2 separate regions of the Homo sapiens genome follow, and region 2 is linked to region 1. A link is an interaction called in ENCODE POLR2A ChIA-PET data of the cell type or tissue named here. Cell type or tissue: MCF 10A. All regions are shown on one strand. Each heading gives the region's core, and the rest is flanking DNA. Links, peaks and the distances in the headings are about the cores only. Region 1 overlaps THRB (thyroid hormone receptor beta). Region 2 overlaps THRB (thyroid hormone receptor beta).

The links. ChIA-PET counts read pairs that join two places held together with the same protein. Peaks named below come from ENCODE experiments on the same cell type or tissue, not always from the same donor. Only the 100,000 strongest peaks of a DNase experiment are listed, where the experiment ranks them.
Region 2: POLR2A ChIA-PET joins it to region 1 with 5 read pairs; 1 of 35 experiments calls an interaction of 5 or more read pairs at or near these places.

Annotation. Positions count from the first base shown.
Region 1 is chr3:24,299,150-24,302,068 of GRCh38, forward strand. The region is part of intron 2 of THRB (thyroid hormone receptor beta); the gene reads right to left. Among named protein-coding and RNA genes, the nearest start is that of THRB-AS2, 150 kb to the left of the region's middle. In MCF 10A, for the core only: no CTCF peak of the experiment used is centred there; DNase peaks (open chromatin) are centred at 892 and 1,342.
Region 2 is chr3:24,241,111-24,244,029 of GRCh38, forward strand. The region is part of intron 3 of THRB (thyroid hormone receptor beta); the gene reads right to left. Among named protein-coding and RNA genes, the nearest start is that of THRB-AS2, 91 kb to the left of the region's middle. In MCF 10A, for the core only: no CTCF peak of the experiment used is centred there; a DNase peak (open chromatin) is centred at 1,391.

The sequences.
Region 1 (2,919 bases), core at 277-2,776:
AGGCAGGAGAATGGCGTGAACCCGGGAGGCTGATCTTGCAGTGAGCCGAGATAGTGCCACTGCACTCCAGCCTGGGCGACCGAGTGAGACTCAGTCTCATAAAAAAAAAAAAAAAAAAAAAAAAGAAAAGTAATTCAGGTTCACTGTAGAATAAAATAAAAATGTAGAGGAAACTAAGAATCATGCATTATAACTAAGAGTTCTTTAAAAATAAGAAAGACCTTAAAGAGCCTGGGCTGTGTAGTTCTCCAGCCTTGCCTGGGGGAAGGAGAATGAGTAACTTGATCTTTGGATGCTTTTCAAGAAATTTAATGTGAATAACTTATTTGTAAGTGTCCTGTAGTTGGTACAGACCCGATGCTGTATCCTATACAATATGCAAAAAATTTGAAAAGATCAAGAACTCTATCTGATCTCTGTTTTTCACAGATTACCAAGTGTAACTGCATTTCCCCCACAATTTTTTAAAACAGTTTCTGTGGTCATAAAAACTTTCTTTTTTTTTCCTATTTGTTAACAGAATTGGCTGAAATTGTGGTATTTAGAAATTTATCATCAGTACATCTGAATTCTTAACAGAAATTCCAGGAAGCCTTGAGGCTTCTGGGGAAGTATGCTTTTTTATTTATTTATTTATTTATTTTTTTTTTTTTAGCAAACATACCAGAGTTTATACCTTTAAATGCATGTGGTTTTCTCTGGAGGAGGAAGCAGTGTACTTTTTCAGTGTGTTCCTATTGCTGAAAATACTCCAGGGGAATTACAGGAAAGAGGAGCAGGACAGCTTTGAGTTGCACATCCCAACACTGACTCTCAATTCCTAGACTAAATGGCATAAAATTTTTCTCACTTACTCAGCAATGACTCTTCAAAAGCCACCGATTACATCTCTAGATCTGTCCAGCCAACACAAAACAATATTTTCCCTATGCCTGAGGGAGGGCAGAACACTTTGCTACTCCTGGAATTTAGCATATACTCACAGGCAGTGCCACCTCCTCACCTGAGGCTGAGCAACCAGAGACCCAGGGTGGCTGGTTACACGTGACTTTGCTCAGTTACACCAGGAATTAAGGACAAAGTTGATACACTATTCCAGGTGTTGCGACTCAAAAGAAAGGAATTTTTTTCACTTAAACCCTCAAACATGGATTCTTGCATGATCTACCAACCACTCTGGCCATGATAAAACCTAATACTCATCCATCCATGTAGTTCTCGAATCTCTATGCATACAGTATATAATATCCATGATACACGTGCACCACATTTATTTCCCAACTATTCCCCAATTTCTGGGCATTCGCTTGGTTTCCAGATTCTTCTTTCCCTCCCTACAACAATGATGCAATAAAATTCCTGTACACAGAATCTTGCATATCAATGCTTTTATTTTTATGGGCTAGCTTCCAAAAGCTGGGTCATATATGATATCTCCCTGTGTTTTTTATTAATAGAGTTTGCCAGATTGCTTTTCAAAAGTTCAAAGACCACAGGAATGTATTAGACTCCCCCCATCTCTTCATCTAACTGCAGTGGTGGATATTATCGCTCCTTTGAAATATTTGCTAATTATTTTTTAAATCTGTAATACATATATTTGGTAGATTTGTATTTGGAATATATTACAAGCTTGTATATGTCAATGAAAAAAGTTAAAATTTTACTAATTTGATGGGAGGGGTATCTCATTGTAGTGACTGAATGGTGGACCCCCAAAACATATGTCCATGTGGTAATCCCCCAAAACTATGAATATGACCTAATTTGGAAAGGGAGTCTTTGCAGATATAATTAAGGATCTCTACATGAAATTATCCTGGCTTATCTGGCTGGCCCTAAATTGAATGACAAGTGTCCTTATAAGAGACACACAGAGGGGAGACACAGGGAGAAGCGGTGAGGGCCAGGTAAAGATGGAGGCAGAGACTGGAATTACACATTCATAAATCAAGGAACACCAGGAGCCACCAGACTCTGGAAGAGATAGGGAGGGATTCACTCCTAGAGCCTTCAGAGGGAGTGTGGCCCTGTCAACACCTTGATTTCAAACTTCTTCTCCCCAGAACTGTGAGCATATATTCCTGTTGTTTTAAACCACCAAGCTCATGTAATTTGTTACTGCAGCCCTAGGAAACTAAATATACTCATTGTTACCATAAACTTTTGTGTTTGTCTGAAAACTTCTGAGGTTGAGCGTATTTTCATGTGGTTTTAATGATCATTTGAATGTGCTTTTCTGTGAGTTAACTACTTATATCTTTTCCCCATTTTCCCTACTGATTCTTATGAATGCTGTGGCAAAGCAGACATTAACACTTTGCCACATGTTGTAAGACACCTATCTAGCCTGTATTTTTTAGTTTGTTTATGATATGTTTGGTCATGCAATTAAAAAATTACATGGTACAGTATGCTTATCTTTTTATCTATCCCTTATTAATTAGCTCTGTATTGATTATAAACATTTCCCTGACACTTGGGGTATAAAATTATTCTCCCAAATTTTCTCTAAAATGTTTGTGGTAGGCACAAAGATGGTTCCCCAAAAAGTCCATGACTTTATTGCCGAATCCTGTAAAAATGCTATCTTACATGGCAAAAGGGACTTTGCAGATGTGATTAAGGGTACAGATTTTGAGATGGGGATATTATTCTGGATTATCCAGGTAGGCCCAATCTAGTCACCTGAATCCTTGAGCGGCAGATGTCACTATGGAAGAAGGGTTGGAGAGATGCAACATTGTTGACTTTGAAGATGGAGGAAGGAAGCCAAGGAGTATGGCTGACCTCTGAGAATGGCAAGAAAGTTGATTCTCCCTCAGAGGCTCCAGGCTGAAACCTAAGCCCTTGTGAAGCCTGTATCAGACTTCTTCCCTACAGACTGCAAGGCCCTAACTTGGTGTTGGCTAAGCCGCT
Region 2 (2,919 bases), core at 301-2,800, 58 kb before region 1:
AGACACAATGGGAAGGGGAGTGTACCCATTGGGCACTTTGATTTTGTATTTTCCAAAAGATTGGCTTTGCACTCTGCTTACTTGTAAGTATGGGGCACAACCACACAGGATGCAGAAAAAGCATTCTCAGTTCTCAAGGAGGGGTTTTCACGGCAGAATCATCTGAGGAGCTTTGCTCACCGTCTCCAGGCCTGGGCCCAATAATGCGTACTTAGAAAAGCCACTCAGGTGATTCCACTGAGACCTTCTGCTCATGGGAGAAGTGCTTGAGTTTGAGCGTGGAGACAGGTCACCCTACTGTCCTCTTAACCCTACAGCCATTTGCTCTGCCACTGCGAGGCCACATGTGTATGTCTTACTGTATTATGTCCTGCTCAACTTCCTCAGGCCTACAGAGAAATCTATTCTTGTGCCTCTTGTCACCCTTCCTTGGATGGTGGCAGTCATGGCCAGTGTGATCTATCCAAAGCACGTTGCCAATTAACACTCATTAGCTAGGTGCTAGAGAACAGATCCAAAAAGGGGTACCTGCTATTGCACCAACAAACCAAGTGCACCTTTCTAGTGGACTTCTGTATTGAACCCTCCTTGCCTGCCCCTTGTACTTATTTTCTTAGAGCGGGGTTCTCAAAGTATGCAGGCAGCAGAATCAGATCACTTGGGAACAAGATGGCAATGCAGATGCACCGCCTCTATCCCAGACCTAATGAGTTATAAACTCTGAAGGTGGGGTTCGGGTCCTATGTTTCTGATGCACACTTGAGTGTGAGAACTACTGCTTTATAGTATTGGTGCACTCCCCTGCCCATCGCCACAAATTAGAAGGTCTTCAAAAGGTAGGGACCACTCTCCTTCCTCCCCCCACAAGTTAGCACACTGATCAGTGCATAGTAGGAACTCAAAAAACATGAGTTATTTCTTGAAGCTAGGGCAGCTGTACTGCCTGCTCACAAGAGTGAATAAACACTCCCTTGGCGTGCCACCTCTGAGAGGTTGCCAACACTGGGTCTAAATTATCTCCCATTTCTTATGGGTTGTATTTTCCATATTTACAAATCAGCTTTCCCTAAATCCTCTCCAAGTTTTTTACATTCTTTTCAGCTCAGGAAGCCAAAAACAAGATGGCATGTTTTAGCCAATGTCTGTTTCCTGCTGGGAGGGGGAAGGGCATTTCTGCATGATTCTTAAATTCCATGCTCCCAGCATGGTGATTATTTTCCGAACAATAGAACCAGATTGCTGATTCATGTTCGGCTCACGGCTCCAAGCATTTTTTTTTTCCTGCTGTACTTGTACCGATGCAACACAATAATGTTCTATTCATCCCTCTGAATTAGAAATGCCAGCAGCTCAGATATGCAACTGAAGAATCCCCCCTCCCCTCTGGCTTATTTAAAGCCTTCCCACAAATAACACATTTTGAAATATTAGACGGTGCTCACTTTGAGCCATTTGGCTTGGGCAAGGACAGTTAAACCTTATTTTTTTCTCAGCTGCTCCTTGCACAATGCCTGGCACACTGTCACTATTATTCTTAAACACTGTTTGTTGAGTGAATCACATACCTTCTTCTTGAGGTTCTAGCCTTATCCTTCTCTTCTGCCCTAATATATTACAATAAGCCCTTTCTTAGGTGCAGAGAGAAAGCCTTGCTCTCACATTCAGAGGCTCGTGTTTGCATCCAGCCAAAGAATGAGATTGACCTCAAGGTCTGATGATCCAGGTGGGCTCCAGCCAGCCCCATCCCAGTTTGCACACTGTCTGCAGCACCAGTCCTGCCACTGCTATAGCAGCAAGATTTTTGGCTGCCTCTCAGCACAGCTTTGCCAATGAGCAAGAGGGGTCATCTGTGGGGTTTTGTTTCCTAGCTGCAAAGTCAAATCAGGGGGACTACTTAGTGCTCTGAAAGCTCTCATGGTCAACCTGGCTTTCACATCAAAATCACCTGCGCACCTTTGAAAAAAAAAAAAAAAAAAAAAAAAAAATCCCAGTGCCCAGGTGCACTCCAGGCCAATTAGTGTCTGTAGCTCAGGCCTCAGTTTGTAAAGCAGCGTGGGTGATTCTGATGCCCAGCCAAGATTGAGAGCCACTTAGGTTTAGAGGCCCTAAAGTAGCCTCTGAAGTAGTATCCAGGGGTCTCCTGCATCTGCCCTTGCCCCTTCTCATCTCTGTTTAAAATGGCATTCCAACAGGTAGGATACGATTCCGCTCCTGTCACCCCTCTGCTCAAAATCCCACTGTGGCTCCCACAAGGATCTGCCCCATCTGCCTCTCTGTCTCTCCTCTCCCAGTTTCAGCTTCACCAACTCCTTCCTCTTCCTCGAACGTGTCATATGTGCCCCCTACAAGAGGGCCTTTTGCGTCAGGATTTTTCCTTGCCTGAAATGCTCATGCCTCCAACACCTGCTTGGGTCCCTCCCTCACCTCCATTAAGGGTTGAACACCTGAAGTTCTCGGGATGCCTATTTGAACATCCCAGTGCTGTCACCTGCCCCTTCCCTGGGCACGGCGCTTCCCAATACCCCTTATCTTCCTCTCCTGTCTCTCTTTGCCATAGTACTTAGTGTCTTTTAACATGCTGTACATTTTACTTCTGTGCTTTGCTGCTGCTGTTGTTGACTGTTTTTTCTCCCTCTGCTAGGAAGTCAGCTTTACGGGGACAGGGATCTTTTTCATTCTGTTCACTGATGACCCCAAGTGCTAACACAGTGTGTAGTTCATAGCAGGCCCTTAGTAAATACTCGTTAAATGGAGAACACCCTTGTTGGGGGTGCTAGGGACAGGTGCTGAATGGAGGAAGGGAGGCCCAGTGACACAAAAGGAAATAAATTTTCTCAAAAATGACAGATTTTGAGGAAACACTTATTAAATTCTAATTATGAGGAGTTGCCAGGCAATGTCTAGGTTAAAAAAAATGCA